2 separate regions of the Homo sapiens genome follow, and region 1 is linked to region 2. The links are chromatin loops, found by intact Hi-C in ENCODE. Cell type or tissue: heart right ventricle. All regions are shown on one strand. Links, peaks and the distances in the headings refer to the core of each region. The heading gives the core; the rest is flanking DNA. Region 1 overlaps PTPN12 (protein tyrosine phosphatase non-receptor type 12). Region 2 has its middle 45 kb from the start of GSAP.

Evidence for each region. Peaks named below come from ENCODE experiments on the same cell type or tissue, not always from the same donor. Only the 100,000 strongest peaks of a DNase experiment are listed, where the experiment ranks them.
Region 1: it touches region 2 in a loop (2.1-fold over the local background); 24 of 110 quality-filtered maps call a loop at or near these places.

Annotation. Positions count from the first base shown.
Region 1 is chr7:77,538,619-77,543,116 of GRCh38, forward strand. All of the region lies in intron 1 of PTPN12 (protein tyrosine phosphatase non-receptor type 12), which reads left to right. Among named protein-coding and RNA genes, the nearest start is that of PTPN12, 3.6 kb to the left of the region's middle. RefSeq lists an enhancer at 1,350-1,931. In heart right ventricle, for the core only: CTCF peaks have their summits at 2,049 and 2,254; no DNase peak of the experiment used is centred there; H3K4me3 peaks cover 1,924 bases; H3K27ac peaks cover 2,151 bases.
Region 2 is chr7:77,452,576-77,469,627 of GRCh38, forward strand. It overlaps the pseudogene GCNT1P5. Among named protein-coding and RNA genes, the nearest start is that of GSAP, 45 kb to the left of the region's middle. RefSeq lists a silencer at 11,234-11,313. In heart right ventricle, for the core only: a CTCF peak has its summit at 7,851 (motif pointing right); no DNase peak of the experiment used is centred there.

The DNA of each region.
Region 1 (4,498 bases), core at 726-3,225, 80 kb after region 2:
ATGAAATTGCTCTAGATACACTATTGCTTTAGCACACTGTGAGGGGGTCAGATCCGAAGGCGTGAGACCAGAAGTCGACTTCCTACGTTACCCACCCCCCCAACCCCCGCCCTTTTTATTTTTCTGCTGGACAATGTTCCCTCTAGGGTTGTTTCCCGGCTTAGGAGGCGGTGGTTGCGGCTGCTGCTCCTACGGATATTGCGCAAGACTGGGGCGTTGGAAACCCTGTAGGTCTGGGGAATGAAAAAGGAAGTGGGACTTTGGGAAGTGGTTGCTCCTTAGTCTTGGCGGGGGTTGGGAATGGGAAATAAGCTGGGGAAAATTTTTATCTTGGGTAAGGTACACCTCGAAGAATAATCACTTAATTCTGAAATCTGATTATGAGAAGGATACACAGTTAATGCCTGTAAAATGAATGGGCAGCAAACATTGGCTAGTTTTTATTTTTTGTTTAAAAAGTACAGTAGTTTTTATGGTGGAGGTGATATGACTTAGTAGTGAATACTTTTTCACGTTTTAAAGAGACTGGTCTAGTAAAGCTTTAGCGTTAAATTTTTAACAGCTTATAAAATAGGCCCTTGACCATACACAGTATTATACTAGCATCGTTGAGCTTTGTGATTCCCGCCTCCCCAGACCAATAATAGAGGACGGAAGTAAAGTTTTCTCAGTATCTTTTGAAGATTGAAAATATAAGTTAAATAATCTAACTTATTCCTTATTAAAAATAAAAATATTGCTTATATTTAAACATTTGCTCTTGATATTTAGCCTATGTATTTTTGAAAAATTACTTTTTGATCTGAAAGGGTTAAGGAAAACGGCATTTTCCCTTTTTACTATTGAGAGTTTTTATTGTCTTGGTATCTTTTGAATGGTGTCATTTACAGCAATTGGATGGAGTCCCTTTTTTACTACTTTCTAGCAAAAGTAGAAGAAAATACTTTGAATATTTAAGATGTTTAAAACTAGTTTTTTTGGGTTTTGTTGTTTGGTTGGTTGGTTGGTTGGTTTTTTTTTTGAGACGGAGTCTCGCTCTACGCTCTGTCGCCCCGGCTGGAGTGCAGCGGCGCAATCTCAGCTCACTGCAACCTCTGCCTCCCAGATTCAAGCGATGCTCCTGCCTCAGCCTCCTGAGTAGCTGAGATTATAGGCACGTGCCACCACGCCCGGCTAATTTTTGTCCGAAGTAGCCGGGACTACAGGCGCAAGCTACCACGCCCTGCTAATTTTGTATTTTTAGTAGAGATGGGGTTTCGCCATATTTGCAGGCTGCTCTCGAACTCCTCATCTCAAGTGATCCATCTGCTTTGGCCTCCCAAAGTGCTGGGATTACAGGCGTGAGCCACCATGCCCGGCCTAAAACTAGTTTTTTACCGTCTTACTTTGGTTATGGAAGAAGAGATGGTGTGGTCCCTGGTCATTTCTTGTTTGCATGCTAGTCACCTTGTTATCCCTAGGCATATACCGTCAGGAAGGAGCATTGTTTGGTGATGCGGGCCATCAGGACAGGTTGCCCAGCCTCTGAACTCCTGTACTGGAGAAGTGGCCTTAGGGTTCATGCTTTGGGGATGAGTCAGGGATTCCTATTGGAGAGTTCATTTCTTTCTTTCTTTCTTTCTTTCTTTTTTTTTTGAGATGTAACACCTCGCTGTGTCGCCCAGGTTGGAGTGCAGTGGCTCAATCTCGGCTCACTGCATCCTCCACCTCCCAGGTTCAAGCGATTCTCCTGCCTCAGCCTCCTGAGTAGCTGAGATTACAGGCGCATGCCACCACGCCTGGCTAATTTTTGTATTTTTAGTAGAGATGGGATTTCACCATATTGGCCAGACTGGTCTTGAACTTTCATCTGACTGACTTTGTGATCTGCCCGCCTCAGCCTCCCAAAGTGCTAGGATTACAGGCATGAGCCACCGAGAGTTCATTTCTCCAAGAGTAAATGAGTTTCCTTTTTCTTCCATGATACCTAGGTATAGCTAGGTGATTCTACATTAGAGATTTGATGACTAAGGCTATTCTTTTATAGGGCTTTTTTTTTTTTTAATTTCCTGACTTGATAAGCAATAGCTGTAATTAAGACAGCCGGTAGTTGGTGCTGCTTTTTCCCCTGACTGGAAGGCTGGAGAGGAACTATGTTCTCCTGGCATGGAAAGAGAAAAAAAAGATTAGCTTATAGATTCTATTATTTTTAAATTCTGATGTCGATTAAAAATGCATTTTAAATTCTTAACATTTTATGACTGAGCCTTAGAGATAATGTAGCTGATATAACTGTTCCATCATAAAATAATGTTTATTCCAAATTTGGAAATTAATAGAATAATAATAATGCCTTACACTTAGACCACAGTTCAAATGAACACTCCACTTGCCTGACTGGTGATGATGCTCTTTTCGCTCTATCCAGCTGTCCTACAGTCCTGTCATTTAAAGGCTACCTCTGTTAATATTTTTTGGTTTTGTTTTGTTTTGTTGTTTTGTTCTGTTTTTGAGACAGGGTCTCACTCTGTCACCCAGGCTGGAGTGCATGGTTGCGATCCTGGCTCACGGCAGCGTCGGTCTCCCTGGGCTCAGGTGATCCTCCCACTTCAGCCTCCAGAGTAGCTGGGGCTATGGGCCCACCCCACCAAGCCCTGCTGATTTTTGTATTTTTTGTAGAGACAGGGTTTCCCCATGTTGCCCAGGCTGGTCTCAAACTCCTGGGCTCAAGCAATCCACCTGCCTCAGCCTCAAAGTGCTGGGGTTACAGGTGTGAGCCACCGTAGCCGGCCTACTACTTGGTAACTATCTTATATCTTAATTTTGTTTCTTTATGTTTGAGTATTTAGGTCATTCTACTTTCTGCTGTTACATATAGTAATTCTGTGATTAACATTTTTGCTGAAACTGACATTTTTCACTGTTGCATAAGATAGCTTCCCAGGAGTACTAGGTAGACGTATATAAACATTTAATACATGTTCATAAACTTGAAAAAGTTTTGTCAGTTTATACAACTGTCATAATGTATGAGTGTTCATATTATAATTTTCTTGATCTTTATTTGATGGTTGAAAACTGATATCTTGTTTTAACTTGAATTTCTTGATTACTATTGAGGATAGAAATTTTCCACCTGTCATTACTATTCTATGAGTGTCTATTCCTGGCCTTGGTTGTGCCCCATACTGTTAAAGAGGAGACAGCTAAGGTACCCAGACTGTGCAGAACTATGTTGCCTAGATGGTTATTTGCATGTTGAAAACATGCTAATTTTGCTAATAAATTAGCAAATAGCTAATTTGTGGCTGATCCAGAATTTGATCTCAATTATCTCTACTTTTAATATTTACAAAATGAGAGATAAATGTATAAAGTAGGGTGGTGCACATTCATGTTTGACAGACCTAGGTTTTAACTCCACACAGACTCCCTCTGATGGCTGGGGGTTGGGGAGGTGGTCCTGGACCATACTTTGAGAACCAGTGAGCTAATACATGGTAAATGATAAAGGTAATGCTGGGAAAGTTAGGTAGAGGTCTTTTTGTGAAGGATCTTACATCTATGCTATACTTAGATTTTATTCTACAGACCGATAATAGCAATTCTGGACAGTCTGCATTGTAACTCCTAGAGACATGGAGAAAGTAGGGAGGTGTTAAGAAAATAGACATGCTGGTCCACTCCAGCGTCATTCCCCCATCTCACCTTCTCCAGCCTGCTCCTTGAGTTGTACTCTGAACCTTCACTTACTTAGATAGGTTCTGGTAGAAAAGGTGAGAATCATTAGTCTGGGTTTCTGGAGCACTACTGAGTCTTTTAAGAAAGGTAAACAGTCATTTGTGTTTTACAAAGTTGAATCTGATAGCAGTATGAAGGGTGGCATTTTGGAAGCTGTTGAAATATAAGAAGTGAGATGTGAGGGCCTGAAGTGAACTGAGATGGGGAAATAGAGTGTATACAACACATCTGATAAGAATTAAGAAAGGAGTCTCAATGATTCATTAGATGTAGGTAGTAAAGAAGAAAAGAGTATAGTGTTATGACTCGCAAAATATCTAGCTTGGTATCTGTCACCCAAGCTAGAGAATACCATTTGGTAGAGTAAGGAGTGAGGGAGGAGAAACAAGTAGAGGAGACCAAACAACATTGTAGGAGGAAGTTTCAGGGGGAGAAGAGGATAAATTTAATTTTCAACATGTTAAAACTGCGGTGCCTCTGAGACATCCAGTAGAAATGTAGAGCTCAAGATTTCTGACAGGACGGAGTTAAAGATGTAGGCATCATAATATAAGCATGTAGGAGATAGTCGACAGCATGGGAGTGAATGAGCTTATTCCAACAAACTTATAGAGTGACCAGCTTTAGGTTGAAGAACATCAGTCTTAAAATAACAGCCAAAAGAAGGATATACTAGTGATTGTTCCTGAGAAGGTGTGGTCAAGGAGGAGGGAGGAGAACCAGAGATGTCAGAAAAGCCAGGGAGAGTTTCAAGAAAGGAGTTATTACCAGAGTCAAA
Region 2 (17,052 bases), core at 6,432-8,931:
GTGTATGAGGGTTCCAGTTTCTCCACATTCTCATCAACACTTGTTATAATCTGTCTTTTAAATTATAATACCCCATTCACATTTTACAAAATCTTACGCAGTTCTTCTGGCTCTTTGGACCTGTTCATTGAACTAGTTTCCTAGTTAGAGAAGCCCACTTAGAAAAGGCAAAATACTGAGCACATTCTTGCCTAATGGGCAAGCAGGAAAGAAAAGGCCAGAGCTGGCAAAATGTCTAGGGGAAAAGAGGGGATGAAGAATACATAAAGCAACGCCCAGTCTCCCCGAATATAAACACAAAAGAGGCCTGGCATTGCAGCTGCTTCTACCTGAACTCATTCCAGGAATGACTAGGGCAGGATATGCAGGTAGAAAAGATGAGCAAGAGTTGGAACTTCACTCAAATTAACTGGAGAGGGAATATGGAGCCAAAGTTAAGCTCAAACTATTCTCTCCCCAACTCCTATTTGGTATTTTTTCACCAAAGAGCACATACTGAAACGCTTTGGGGGTCTCTTCTAGCTTTAAAGTTCTATAATTTCATGATTTTCTTCCTGTAAGTATACCTTAAGTTAATTGTGCAGTGTATCCCTTATATAAACAGAAGACTGTCTCAGTAAGATTCCTTTTAAATGTTTTGAATGAATTTTTTAAAATATTTTTACTTTTAATGTTTCCTGAAGCTACACTGTCTATAGCACTGGTATTCCCCAGAAGTCACTAAAAGCTCCTGAAAGTCCAACTGACAGAAAAGATGGATTTGATTAAAAGGAAAAAACACAGAATATAGTCCTTGGAAAGTATGCTGATTTGTTATTTAGCCAGTTAGAGAATTGTGCTGTTTTGCTCTTGGGAATTGTACCATGGAATAAAATAATTCTGTTGAACTGCAATATAATTACAACATCTGAAAATACAGGAAAAGATGAATTAGAAAGATGCAGGATTCAAAATAAGGAGGACCAATTCCAAACAAAATACCAAGCAACCAAATTAGAAGATATTAGAAGGTGTTACACATGCTCTTCCTATTTAACATGGAAGGAAACTGCAAGTAGTATTGCACTAATAAGGCACTTCCTCGTCCCTAAAGTTACTAGTTCTTCAATTCAACAGATATTTTTGTGCACCCACTATAAGCCGGGAACTTTGCTTGTCTCTGAGGCTGCCAAAATAAATAAGACAGCCTCTGCCAGAGAAGAGCAACAGAGGGCTCACCCTCTGCTAGGCAAATGAAAACTTGTTATTCAGCTGCAATACCCTGAGATCATTCCACAGCTGTGAGAGGAAAGAATGAGAGTTGAAATTGTGAAAAGAAATGATCTACAGTTGCCTAAGCTGGGGGTGAGAGGAGAACCTGGAGAGGGGTGGCAAGGGAATTGGAGGGAGAGGACCTGATTCATGAACTCCACCTTGTAAAGAACTAGCAGGATTTCACCAAGCAGAGACGGGCAACAGGCATTTGTGGAAAGTACTGTAGTGTCACAGCAAAGGTTTTGGAGATTTATAAGTTTTCACCATATCAAACTATCAATAGTCAACAATTTTTTGGCCTAGAAAAATATATATTCATATGGTCCAATCGAAAACAAAATAATCCCCTTGAGTGTCCCAAATGAATGTTTAGAAACTGTAGGAGAATTAGTTAGAAAAGTAGTTTGAGTCAGAGTTGGAAGAGCTTTGAACTGAAGTAGTTTCAGCTTTATTCTATAGGTGATGGAAAAGGCAATTCATAAAATAACTTTGAACAAATAACCAATAAACGTATGTTTAAATGTTTAAATAATTTCAAGTTTAAAGAAAACTATGTATCATTTTCAGTGCCACAAAGGAAAACAATTTAATGTTAACATTCAATGTCAATAAGGACTCAGGAAAACAGGATGTTTCCCTCCGTGGCTGGGTGTGTAAATTGGAATAAACTTTCAGGAAGGCGATTTGAATACACCGTGACCTAGCATTCCACTTTGAAGACTTTATCCCAAGGAAAAACTCATGGATATTAAAAACAAACAAAACAACTTGGAGGCCGAGGTGGGTGGATCGCTTGAGGCCAGGAGTTCAAGACCAGCCTGCCCAAAATGGCAAAACCCTATCACTACTAAAAGTACAAAAGTTAGCCGGGTGTGGTGGCATGCACCTGTAGTCTCAGCTACTCGGGAGGCTGTGGCAGAAGACTTGCTTGAATCCGGGAAGCAGAGGTTGCAGTGAGCTGAAATCACACCATTGCACTCCAGCCTGAGCGACAGAGCAAGACTCCATCTCAAAAAAAAAAAAAGTTTAGCCACCAGGATTTCCTTGATGTTCTACAGTAGAGAGTTGTGTAAATAAAACATGAATCATCCTTATAATTGAACATTACACAGCTACTTTAAATGCTTAAATAAATATTTAATGACATGGAAATGCTCAAGAAATTTTGTTACATGAAAAAATTAGGTTGCAAAACAGTACGCGTATCAGTCAAGGCTCTTAAGAACTAGATCAGACTGACTAGGTTTGAGTTTCAGAGCTACCAGTTATAGTCATTGGACCTTGGACAAGTAACCTAACCTCCCTGTAACTGTTTTGTCTATAAAATGGGGATAACACCAGTCCGTAACTCATTAGAGTTTTGTAAAAGATTAAATGAGTTAATACACATAAAGTCCTTAGAAATTTGCCCGGCACATAGTAAGCACTACCTAAGAGTCAGTTATTGTTAATATCATTAGTATTTGTTACCTGTGTATGAAGTCAACTTTGAAGCTAATTTAAGAAACAAAGGTGGGAAGAGAACTATCCAGGCAAGAACCATACCCAAAGCCTTCTGCAGAGCTGGTCCATGAAGTCACCACTCCAGCTGCCAAGCACTGACCCCATGGCTTGCACTGCCAAGTCTTTGGGAGCTGGACCCTGCATATTGCCTCAGAACAGCTGTGTCTGCTGCCACTGGGAACCAGATGCAGCTGCTATTGCTGCTGTGGCCCTGGCCAGAGCGGATTCTGCATCATCCCTGATGCTCTGAGTCACCAGCCCCGAACCAAAGTCAACAGAGGATTCATCTGCTTGGCTGCACCAAGTCCCCAAAAGCAGCTAAAGAGGTTGAGAAAAAAACAGCATTGGGTGTTTTTATTCTATAGAAAAGGCAAATTTTGGCCGGACATAGTGGTTCATGCCTGAAATCCTAGCACATTGGGAGGCTGAGGCAGGCTTGAGCTCAGGAGTTCAAGACAGCCTGGGCAACATGGCGAAACTCTAAAATATACAAAAATTATATATTTTACAAAATACAAAAATTGGCTGGGCGCGGTGGCTCATGCCTGTAATCCCAGCACTTTGGGAGGCCAAAGTGGGCAGATCATGAGGTCAAGAGATTGAGACCATCCTGGCCAACATGGTGAAACCTCGTCTCTACTAAAAATACAAAAATTAGCAGGGTGTGGTGGGGCGTGCCTGTAATCCCAGCTACCCAGGAGGCTGAGGCAGGAGAATCGCTCGAACCCAGGAGACGGAGGTTGCAGTGAGCCAAGATCACGGGCCACTTCACTCCAGTGCAGATGACAGTGCGAGACTTGGTCTCAATAAATAAATAAATAAATAAATAAATAAATAAATATTAGCTGGGCGTGCTGATATACACATGTAGTCTCAAGCTACTCAGGAGGCTGAGGTGGGGAATTGCTTGAGCCTGGGAGGTTGAGGCTGCAGTGAACCATGATTGCACCATTGCACACCAGCCTGGGAAACAGAGTGAGACCCTCTCTTTAAAAAAAAAAAAAGAAAGAAAGAAAAGGTAGATTTTACTTTATAAGATGGGGGAGTCAACAAACTTAGAAAGCAAATTTATACATTAGGTAATTTAAAGAAGATAAAGGATCCTTTTTGGTTTTAAAAATACAGATACAACATGAATGTGTATTTTCACTCAAATAAAGAAAGGAGTAAAAGGATACACATCAAACTGTTCATGATTGATTCTGAATTGACCATTATGGCTGATTTGAGTGTTTCATCTTCTGTCTATAACTTTCCAAATCTTTTGTGACATAGAAAAAAACAAGACTGAGCAATATCAGATCTCTATTCTTGAAAGAATTGAGTCTTTCTTAGATATAGCTATGGAATAGAAAGTGGAAGACTAGGTTCAGATGGACATCATTATCTTAGAGCAGGACCTTGCTACTCCAAGTGTAGTCAATGGACCAGAAACATTAGCTTGATACAGAAACATATTAGAAATACAGAATCTCAGGCCCCGTCCCAAATCTAATGAAAGCAAAAAAGGAAATGAATCAGCTGATATTCGAGAAGTATAAGCAACAAGGCTTGACAATATGAAGAAACTCATAAAAGATTACAAGCCTTAAAAACATTTCCAAATTTAGAAGTAAGCAGGGTCATTAACAGAAACGAATTACTGGAACAGGAGCCAGTTTTTTGTTGTTGTTTTTGAGACAAGGTCTCAGTCTATCTCCCAGTCTTGAGTGTCGTGGCATGATCACAGCTCACTGCAGCCTCAACCTCCTGGACTCAAGTGACCCTCCCACCTCAGCCTCCCAAGTAGCTGAGACCACAGGCACACACCACCACGCCCAGCTAATTTTTCAATTTTTTGTAGAGACGGGGTCTCCCTTTATTGCCCAGGCTGGTCTTGAACTCCTGAGCTCAAATGATTCTCCCAAAGCGCTGGGATTATAGGCGTGAACCACTGTGCCCGGTTGGTTTAGACATAAAAGGTTTGAGAACTTGAAAGATGGCCCAGCAAGGGAAACATAAAATTAGGGCCAATAAGAAATGTCAAAATTAGGCTTATAAATATGAGCATAATCTAAGACAAGGAGACAACGGAAGCCATAACAGTTGATACGACTTCTAACAGAGAACATGCAAAGCAAGATAAGAAATCCAAGCAAGATCCTTTGGTAATATGTATATTTTGGAGATGGGGGAGAAAGAGAAGTCAGAAAATGAATGGCCAAAACTAACATCATCAAGAGATTAAAGTGTCAAAGAAAAACGAACAACAAGTATTTCATTATTATTCAATTCTTTCCTCCTTTCGTGACAAATTGTGAGTGGTTTACACAATTATACTTAAAAGAACAGTAATGGATTAAAATAGATCTCAATTCTAGAAACATAGAATGGTCAAAATGTTTGGGAGGGGGAGGATATGAAAGAGAAGGACACTAATGCCTTGGATGTTATAATAGGTCTCATTATTGGAAGATATCAAAAAGTTCATAGCGTTTTTTTGTTTTGATGAAAATTTCACAATTTTTATAGTGTTGCAAATCAAATAAGACCACGACTTATCTTTGTTTCATTCATTCATTCAGCTAACATTTATGGAGCACTTGCTACAAGCCAGGAACTCTTCGGGGTGTTGAGGATACAGCAGTTAACAAAACAGACAAGACCCTTGCCCTCATGGCCTTACATTCTAGAAAGGCAGACAGACAATAAACAAAAGAAGTAAGTAAACATATTGTGTGTCAGATGGTGATAAGCACTATAGAGGAAGGGATAAAAGGTGGGGTGAGAGCTGCCGTTTTAACAGATGGGACAGAGAAGACCACTGGGGAGATAATTAGACCTGAAGGAGGTGAATAAGCTACTTATTCAAGTATCTGAGGAAAGAGCATTTCACAGCAAGGCTCTGAGGCTGACATGGCCCTGGTGCGGTCAAGGAGGCCAGTATGGCTGTGCTGAGGGAGTCAGGAGTGGGGAGGAAAAGAAGACAGAGGAGTAAAGGCCTTCGGAGGTTTTTGAGCAGATAAGTGACATTATCTGACATGGATTTTATCATTCTGGCTGAATCTATTCATCTATCTATCTATGTAACTATCTATCTATGAATGATATATCTATACCTGTATTTATATAGATATAGATGTATTTTTTTGAGACAGGGTCTTACTCTGTTGCCCAGGCTGAGTGCAGTAGGGTAGTCTTGGCTCACTGCAGCCTCAACCTCCCAGGCTCAAGCAATCCTCCCACCTCAGCCTCCCAAGTAGCTGGTATTACAGGCACACACCATCACAGTCAGCTAATTTTTTTTTCTCTTGTAGAGACACGGTCTTGCTTTGTTGCCCAGACTGGTCTCAAACTCCTGGACTCAAGCGATCCTCCCACCTCAGCCTCCCAAAGTGCTGGGATTTCAGGTGTGAGCCACCGTGCCCACTGGTTGCTATTTTAAGAACAGATTGAAGTGGGAAAACCAGATAGGAGGCTATTGTAAATACCTAGCCAAGAATAATGGTGACTTGGACCAGGTACCTTTGACAGTTTTATCTTTTTCAGATAAGCACCTTTTTTGTTTTTCTTCTAGTATATCCTAAGAAAGTGGGATGGGAAGAGGGATGAGAGACTGTGTGTGTAGCAGAGAAAGAAGTGCAGAACTCTCAACTCTTCTAGTTACATAATTCTATGTATTTCGCAATCATCCTCAGCCACACAGAATAAAATGTGTAAGCAACTTAAACATTTAATATGTCTAAATATTTAAATCTTCTAAATTATCACAGCTTCAAGGAAATGTTAAAAACAAAAACTAAAAACCATTATCATCACTATGTCAATAAACGTATAGTTAGGCCAAGGTAACAATAAAAGAACCCGATCATATATTTTAAAGACATGAGCAATCTATTTGAAATGTAGAGTCACTAAATAATGAGTAGTTCTGAAAGGTGTAATTTTAAACCTTCCACTCTTTCAATGCTATAATTAAAACAAAAATGAAGCAGGATCTAGAGAGTCCACACACAGACTTGGATCACATCAGGACATAGAATTTGCTTTTTCTATGGATCCGAGACCAAAGGCTTCGTTTATTTGCTAAAGATTAAAAGGATAAACCATTATTTCTCATTTTAAAGTACACAGACAACCAAGTCAAGTTAAATGTTGATTCAGAGAAGAGTTGTCAACACTGCATTAATATTACCTAGTTCTGTAGGGTGCTTTATTGTTTACAAAGCACTTTAACTACCATTACTTCATTTGAACCTCACAATAGACCCATTAATATCATAATTCTTAACTTACAGATGAAGAAACCCAGTCTCAGGGAGGTTAAGAGACTTACCCAAGGGCATCCAAGCCACTAGCAAGAGCCAGAGCTGGAAACAGAACCCTCACTTCCTGGTCCACTGCTTTTTTTTTTTTTCTTAACTAAGTGTATTTTAATGCTATAGCAACTATCTTTCAGGATCAAGATAAAAGGCGTTTCAGAAATATTTAAGATTGCTATTATTTAGCAATTAACAACATAAATAAAATAAATGTCATTAATGCATTAAATCATATACAAACCCAATAAAATTGTAGTATTCTTTCAAATTCATTATCTCCTTCAATGAAACAAAGCTTCCTATGCCAAGTTCCAGCTTAGGAAGGATTTGTCACAAAATAAAAGTACATTGTTGATCTAAGGAATAGGATCGAAAGGACTCTGAAGAGTCAAGTGATGGAATGGCGACCTAAACACCCAACACGATGGAGTCCACTGCTTTTTATACTGTACCAACCTGCAGTCTTTTCCAGGCATAGAAGAGGCCACAGTAGGAGAATGGTTTCCTTTGTGTGGGAATTAGCCAGGTCTGCAAGACCAAAGGTAGAAAGCAGTACCTATGGAAAGGTACCAGCTTGGGAATAATAGTAAATATTGGGAATTATGGTAAATATTGTTGTCCCTATTTAACGTTGGAAAAAACAAGGAACAGAGGTTTGTTCTAGGTAAACAGTGGCTCTTCAATTATTCAGGAGTGGCTTGCCATTTAGGCTTACCTTGATCTTTTTCACTATTCTCTTTTATGGCTCTTGCTTATCTCCTGGCCTGATGGTTAGCACCTCCACCAGAGGGCAGGAAGAACAGGAAGAGAAGCATTGCAACCGGTTTGATCAAAAAGTTGCAATAAGAAAACGTAAGTCATTATCTTAATTTAGGCTTTGGAGTCTTTTAGATTTCAGTTACTAATGTGACCTTTGCCAACATTCTCCTAGATAAATCTACAATAATCAATGCAGTAAAATGATTTCCTATAAATAAAAATCATCTACTTCTAATTGTATTGTTCAATACAATATTACATATATTGAACCTTATATAACATTCAAATTTATTTAGAACTTATTACATGCACTAACTTTGTATAACATTTTTAACCTGTTTGGAATTGGTGTGAACTTCTCCAAAGGCATATCAAAAGCTCCGGAGCTTAGAAAATAAAATCTATCCTGGCCGAGCACGGTGGCTCACACCTGTCATCCCAACATTTGGGGAGGCTGAGGCAAGTGGATCACCTGAGGTCAGAAGTTCGAGACCAGCATGGTCAACATAGTGAAACCCCGTCTCTACTAAAAACACAAAAATTAGCCAAGCGTGGCGCTTGAACCAGAGAGGCAGAGGTTGCAGTGAGCCAAGATCGCGCCGCTGCACTCCAGCCTGGACGACAGAGTGAGACTTCGTCTCAAAAAAAAAAAAAAGAAAGAAAAAAGAAAAAAAGTCTCCTCCACAGCAACTTCCTCAGCATTTCAAACAACAATCAGGGACTTCTGTTGTTGTTGTTAAGGGCAGTCTTCTAGGCTTCAAGCACCAACAGATGTTCCTCCTTCATGGCCTTGAAGGTTGTCAGTTTGCATGTATCAGAAGTGCAAAGGTATATTAAAATAAAGAACAGCACATTTAGAATTAAGGAAAGTCTGGATCATTTAGTGTTCTGATTCCAGGTGACATCTGGCACCCATTACCGTACCCGTGCTTTACTCTGCATGGAGAGAAAGTGCTGGAGTGAAAGTCTGGCCCTGGAGGTGCAAGAAGGTGCCCTACTGTGCTGCTTCTGCCTGACAGAAGCCTTGAGGGGCTGAGGGTGTGGTTTTTGCATTCCTGTGGAGTGGTTCAGGCTGACCTCAACTGCATGAAGGACCTCTACACAATGAGTACAGACTAGGGTACTTGATGAATCTTTATGGTATGGATTTTGCTATTCAAACCAACCTGGAAATTTTCAGGAAGCTCAAGTCATTAATGGGTGGAAACAACCTGGAAACTGAGACGATGCTAGTCAATAAGGAAGAAAAGTGGAAAAGAGGGCATGCAGTTATTAGTGGAAAGCTGACAAACATGGGGACTGTCAAAATGTGTCCTCCACTCGAAACATCTCTTTTTTCAGGCAGTGCCTATTTTGTGGTCAGTAGGGAGGACGTGGGGTATATGCTAGAGAATGAAAAAAATTTAAAAGTTTATGGAGTAGGCCCAAGACACATACAGCAAGTATCTCTAGGCCACTGTTCAAAGGATTCCCGAAGTCCCCAGCTCACTCTCCTTAAGCCGTAAGTATGACTCTTCTGACATGCATGCAGCTTCTAGGTTTGTCAGGTGGCAGCACTTTGAAGCACTCTTTACCCACCTGCAGTAGGGCCCATGTGCGCTCAGTGTGCCTTTTCGGAGCTGGCACCTTGAACTGGACACTGTGCAAGCACCATTTGTTTGCCAATAAGCCTGACACGGGTGGTGACCTCTTTGCCATCCAGTGTTTAGATGAGCATCTGAGACATACTTTGGAGACTTTAAAACACTGGCCACTATAGGCAATTTTAGTAATAAGAAGAAGAATGCGCAAAATTGACACTATCTGGTTCCTCTTATTTGTCAATAAGCACCAGGAAAATTGTACAGGGCCCTCTTTGGAGCAAGGACTCTAAGTCTTTGTGTCAGAAAAGCTGCCTGGTTTCTGCAGAGCACAGTTGGCTAGAAAGGTTGGAGCATTAAACTTTCATCTAGAGTTAAAGTGAGGGGGAAGTATAATAAAAGTAGCTGTGAAGCCAGGGCCGGTAGCAAGTCATTCTGAAGAGAATGGGCTGAGGCGGCTGGAGAAGAGGCTGACACAAAACAATCAGCCTGTCGAAAGAGCTCAGGGGCTGGATGCAGTGTCTCACCCTGGTAATCCCAGAACTTTGGAAGGCTCAGGCAGGAGGATTGCTTGAGCCCAGGAGTTCTAGTTGCCAGCCTGGGCAACACAGGGAAACCCTGTGTCTACAAAAAAATTTGTAAAAAATTAACTGGTCATGGTGATGTGTGCCTGTAGTCCCAGCTACTCAGGAGGCTGAGATGGGAGGATTGCTTCAGACCAGCAGGTTGAGCCCCCAGTGAGCAGTAATCATGCCATGGCACTCCAGCCTGGGTGACAGAGACCCTGTCTAAAAAAAGAAAAGAAAACGCCAGGTGCAGTGGCTCACGCCTGTAATCCTACCACTTTGGGAGGCTGAGGTGGGCAGATCACCTGAGTTTGGGAGTTCAAGACCAGCCTGACCAACATGGAGAAACCCCGTCTCAACTAAAAATACAAAATTAGCCGGGCGTGGAGGCGCATGCCTGTAATCCCAGCTACTCAGGAGGCTGAGGCAGGAGAATCGCTTGAACCCAGGAGGTGGAGGTTGTGGTGAGCCGGGATTGCACCATTGCACTCCAGCCTGGGCAACAAGAGCAAAAACTCTGTCTCCAAAAAAAAAGAAAAGAAAGAAAAAGAGCTTAGGGACTTAACAACGTTAGAAGATTTCACCTGTGCCAAAATTATTTAGAGAATTTTAAATGTGACAATTGTCCTGGTATGAATACATTTACAGCAAAAAATAATCATAAAGATATAGTTTATCTCATATATTTGTTAAAATAGAGATTTGATTTTACTCTAAACAATCCTTGTAAATAATTTCTTTTCTGCTATACCATTGTGCTGTGTAGTGTGTCTCTGTATATCATCCCAGAAAGCTTAAATTGGCTTGATTTAATAGTAAAGAATTTTTTAATTAAAAAAATTTGAACTAACAATTGTCATAATTAATCTCATTTTAAAGTTAGTCCATGTTGAACTTTTCTGGACTATTTATGCATTGATTATTTTAGCATACATTTACAGAATGCCTACTGCGTGCCAGGCATTATAATAAGTGCTGAGGGAAAAAGATAAAGAAGACGCAGATCTTTCCTCTAGAAGGTCTCAGTCTAGAGAAAGACAGACAATTGCATTACAGAGCAGTGAAGAAGTTAAGATTTAGAGTAAGACGAAGTATGCAATGGTGTATGCATCAGAATACGCAACAGGCATAATGGGCTAACACCAAACCGGAGGAGTGGGTACAAATCAAGAAAGGAGATGGTCGCTGAGTAAAGGATGAATAAGAGTTTCCCACATGAAGTGAGGAAAGTCAGTCCAAGAAAGAGGGGCAGTATCTGCAGAGTTATGAAAGTGTGATGACAAAGCGAGGTGAGTATGGGGAAGTAAAATTGGTTCAGCATGACCAAGAACTTATATTGGGCTGGCACAATGACTCACGCCTGTAATCCCAGCACTTTGGGAGGCCAAGGCAGGCGGATCACCTAAGGTCAGAAGTTTGAGACCAGCCTGGGCAACATAGTGAAACCTTGTCTCTACTAAAAAATACAAAAATTAGCCAGGCATGGTGGTGAATGCCTGTAGTCTCAGCTACTTGGGAGGCTAAGGCACAAGACTCGCTTGAACCCAGGAGGTTGCAGTGAGCCGAGATCACGCCATTGCCCTCCAGCCTGGGCAACAGAGTAAGACTCCGTCTCAAAAAAAAAAAAAGTTATATTGAAGCGAGGAAGCATGCTGGCAGATAAGGCTAAACAGAAGGGCAGATGTCAGATGATGAAGAACCCTTTATGTCATGCTAAAGATTTGAATTTTGTTCTGAAGGCAGTGGGAATTCACTAAAGGTGTTTTAACAGAAGAAGGTCATGATCAGATTTGTGTTTTAGAAGGTCAATTTGTTGGCAGAATAGAGAATCAATATTGGAAACAGGGAAACCAGTTAGCAAGCTGGTGCAGAAACTCAGGTAAGAAATCACAATGGCCAGGTCTTTCTGGTCATGGTCATTATAAATGCTTGTGAAAATGTTTAATCTCCTTCACTGCAGTAAAATTCAGATTCAAACAAATAATACTCATTTTTATTTTTGAGTCCTAACATTTTAAGTTGAACTCTTCCCACCCTCTTGAAAGCAAAATATTCTGATAGTCTCGTCTCAATATTTAGCATATCTTTTTCTGAATCATAAAACCACCATTTGTTAAGAAGGTAACAAAAAAATGGGGATGTGGTTCTTTAAAATTACAGCAATTTCACATATCTGCACCATAATCTACTACACCTGTTCATACACCCACCTCCTGCCATTATTAATAGTCTTTTGCTTTTACAATTTTCCATTCAAACCTCATTTTTAAAAACTAGGGTGACCACCAAATTGGGCGAGTCACTTTTACAGTCAATTCTTCTGGTTAGTAGAATTTCAGTTCTCAGTTTTGTTTTTAAATAGTAAGAGTTATCCTAAGTGTCCAAAAATGTAGTTGAGTAGTATCATCATCTTTCTTAAGCGTATCAGAAGAAGGCAAGGAATTTTAACGCAATATTAATTCAAATTTAGGACTTGAGTTATGTACTATGATAGGTGTGATTGGAAGTAAAATGTACTCACAAATGTCAATTTGCCTAAGTTTGAATCAAATGGGAAAGGCATAACTCAATAGACGTTATGGAGATAAGTTGTAAACAATACTACATTAGTGGGAAACTTCTGCAAGTCTATTAAGTTCATTAAATGAGACATATTTAGGCATGCTTTTAACTTGAACCTTTTGTTTTCTCCATATGCCTTGACTTTAATGCTAAATTACTGTTGTCATAATAAATATTTATAAGTCTATTACCAGTGGCACTTAATGGTAAAACTAAGAAATGATGAGAAATAGAGTTTGGGAAATTCCTCACTCCACTAACAACTTCATAAGGAGAGATTCAGAATTTCCAAGACAGAAATTTGGGCCTTGGTTTATATAATAGATGAGTTCCTGTAATTTGCATTTACAGGAGAACTCCTGGAGATTACTTTGCTCAACTCCCTAATATTGAGAAAGTGAAGACTAGAGAATTTTCTGATGCAACCAGTGTGACAAAACTTATTGGTAACTGCCCTAGAATCTGGGACAGAGGTCTTCCCAAGCATCCCTGCCTTCTTTTCCAGGATCTTATAACCAATTTAGTTAAGGCGGAGAATTCCTCCTAGAGAAGGAATTCTTTTTTTATATAAAGTTAGTAATCATACTAACTTTATAAAATTATACTATAAAAAATATAAAAATTATACTGTATTTTCTATAAATTTTGACAATAATACCTCTATTTAGTATACCCATGGGAAAATACATTCAAGCAATTCATCCATCAAGTTTGAATTAAAAGAGTTTGGAGGTTGTGTGAGGACGTAACCTGAATTGATCAAAAGAGTTAAACCATAAATAATTTGGAAGATTTTTTTCTTGTAAATAGCAGTGAGACTAAGCTGACCATGTCTTGTTGCTCATAGACTTAGAGATCCCATTTTAATAACTGAATGGGGGTAATGGGTAATCAATCAGATGTCTAAGCTGAGTTGTTCTATCTTGCCTTGACTCAAGGGGGTCTAAAGCCCAGCCACTTCTAATTTGTGATTTTGGAAGTTCTAATTATGATATTACTTTAATTATTAAAAATTTCCAGCAAAGGGAAAGTGGAGGCCTTACAGGAAATTGCACCAGAGGCTTTCAGTGGAGCCCCAAATAGGAACATTCCCTGTCTCATCTTCTTCCATCAGTATGGACTGTAAAAAGAAGTGGGGAGATTATCATGCTAAGGACATGACATACAAGAGTCCTTGGACTTATTGAGAATCTTGGTCTCAACACACAATATTCAATTAAAATGGAGAAAGATTTGGCTGCTTAATGGTATTCATTTTCATATGGGCTGGGTGGGGTCCTCATGCCAAGGGAAGTCTAAGTTATAAAACAATTACTCAAGCTCTTGTGGCTGAGCCATTATTGTCCAAGAATCAGGCTATTCATTAAAGAAAAACTTACCTTTTGAGTCCTAGTCACACTAAAAATCCCTTTCATTAAAGTGGTGGCAACTCCTCGTCAATAAGGGAAGGGAACTGACATTTGTGCACCTGCAATATGTTTTGCATGTTTCCTCATTTTCACAATAGCTCTGTCAGACATGTATTACTGCACTTCACAAATGAAGGAACAAATTCTAAGAAAGGAAGAAAGTGACTCCAGGTCACTTTCAGAAGACTGATCTGTCTGAACTCCAGATGAGCTGTCTGAACTCAGAGTTCAAGTCCATTCCACCATACTCTGCTCTTTACCTGATATAAGAAGAGCCAGAGGATCCCAAAACCTCCATTCAGAGTGAAAATATATTGTAAAATCCCATATCCTTTGGGTGTGAAGACAGTTGGCCTTGCTATGATGCCATATTATGCCCTGTGCATTTTATCTGCAAAATCTGCTGGCTATACCAAACGGCCAGAAAATATCTCCAGCTATGATTAACTAACTCTAGGGTGGGTGCTTAACTAAGAAATGCAATTTGATTGCCAGGCGCGGTGGCTCACGCCTGTAATCCCAGCACTTTGGGAGGCTGAGGCAGGCGGATCACAAGGCCATGAGTTGGAGACCAGCCTGAACAACATAGTGAAACCCCACCTCTACTAAAAATACAAAAATTAGCTGGGTGTGATGGCACGTGCCTGCAATCCCAGCTACTCAGGAGGCTGAGGCAGGAGAATCACTTGAACCTGGGAGGAGGAGGTTGCAGTGAGCCGAGATCACGCCATTGCACTCCAGCCTGGACAACACAGCGAGACTCTGTCTCAAAAAAAGGAAAGAAAAGAATTGCAATTTGATGATGCTGGGAACATTTGTTTCACAGCTATCCAACGAGACCTAATCCCAGCTTCATTGTTTTGAGATTGTCAGATGCCAAAAGTAGTGAAGACAAGGGGCCAAGGCAGATGTTACAACAAATTAACAAGGGATGCTGCAGGCCAGGGAAGAGTTGTAAGTGTTTGAGGCATACGTTCAAGTCATCTAACCTTGTTGACTAAAAAAGGCTGTCAGAAAGTAAACAGCCACAGAGACAAGACAGCTGAGCTCCCAGCAGTATCTGGCTTTATCATCAGTAGCTTCACTGCTGTCTGGCTAAGCGTTTGGGCTGGCTTTCCCATGCAATGGGATCATGTAAGACGGAACATTAGGTCATGTCCAGTTTACCAGAGCCAGTCAAGTGTGTTCTACATTTAGAAAAAGAGGAAGAATCTCTGGGCCCCCACCCCCTTACAAGGCCACAGAACAGCCAGCCTAGGGTCAATTAGAATGACCATGTCTTGTTTTTGTTTACCCCACATACACCAGGAAACGTCTCTGGCACTACATAGGCCACATTTTTTTTTTTTTTTTTGAGACAGAGTTTTGCTCTTGTTGCCCAGGCTGGAGTGCAATGGCGCGAACTCGGCTCACTGCAACCTCTGCCTCCCAGGTTCAAGCGATTCTCCTGCCTCAGCCTCCCGAGTAGCTGGGATTACAGGCACCCACCACCATGCCCAGCTAATTTTTTGTATTTTTAGTAGAGACGGGGCTACACCATGTGGGCCAGGCTGGTCTCGAACTCCTGACCTCAGGTGATCCACCCACCTCTGCCTCCCAAAGTGCTGTGATTACAGGCGTGAGCCACCGCGCCCAGCCCATAGGCCACATTTTTATGTTACTAAACTTGGAATAATAGTAGTAGGGTATTTTTTCATCACATTCACAAAGGTAAATATATAGACCTGCCTAATTGTGAAGATTCATACACATTAGATACATTCAGTGGGAATTATCTCCAAAATATGCCTATTATAAAATACAGTGGTGTATTAAAGGGTCTTCCAAATGAATGTGTTAAAATATAAATATGTAAAAACTGAGAAGTCTTACCAAAAACCAAAGGACGTGCAAACAGCATTTTTAGATGGGGGAAAAAAATGTTCACCATCACACTGATAAGAAAAAAGATGTGCAAAACAAAATTGCAATGAGATCTTTTTTTTTGCTTCTAATATTTAAAAAATTACAGTATTCAATGCAAGAAAGGGTACGCTGAGAATAGACTTTCTTGTATTCAGCTGGTAAAAATATAAATTGCTATGAGCTCTCCAGAAAGAAATTTACCAGTATATTTCAAAAGCCTTAAAATGTTCATACTGCCTCTGAAAGTACAACGGTATTAGAAACTCTGGGGCGGGTCCAATCCACCTGTGTTTTAACAAACTATCCAAGTGATTTTGATGCGCACTTAGGTTTGAGAACCACTGCCCTAGGGACTCTCACCCAGTCCCATGGCTTAATGGCTATCTGCTAGATTGAATGTTTATGTCCCCCCAAAATTTATATATTGAAACCTAATCCCCAATGTGATGTTATTTAGATGTGGGGACTTAGGGAGGTGATTAGGTCATCATGGTGGAGCACTCATGGCACTAATCTGTTATAAAAGGAACCTCAGAGAGCTCCTTTACCCCTTCCATGATGTGAGGTTACAGTGAAAAGGCACAGTCTACAAACCAAGAGGCGGGCTCTCACTAGACACCAAATCTGCTGGTGCCTTGATCTTGGACTTCCCAGTCTCCAGAACTGCAAGAAATAGATTTCTGTTGATTATAAGCCAGCCAGTCTATGATATTTTCTTATGGCAGCATGAACAGACTAAGATACCATCTCTAGGCCAATGGATCCTAAATCAACATCTGTACCCCACATATTTTTTCTGAATTCCAGGCCCAAATAACCAACTTCCCACTTGATATTTCCATTTTATATGTCATAAATACTTCAAAATAAACATTTTTAAGATTAAGTTCAGACATTTCTCCTTAAAATCTTCTCTACCTCCAATGATCCCAATCTCCACAAATGGCACTATCAATTCTGCTCAAGTCAGAAACCTCAGTGTTATCCTTGACTCCTCTCACTTTCTTCCACTTCATCCCTATATCCAATCAAGCACAGTCTCCTAAAGGTTAAGATATTACTATGCATCGAATTGTGTTCTCCCAAAATTCATATATTGAAGCCCTAACTCCTAAAATAACTCTGTCCGGGGTCTTTAGGAGATTATATAATAAGGCAAAATGTGGGGCCCTAATCCCATGGGACTGTGACCTTATAAGAAGAGAAAGAGATT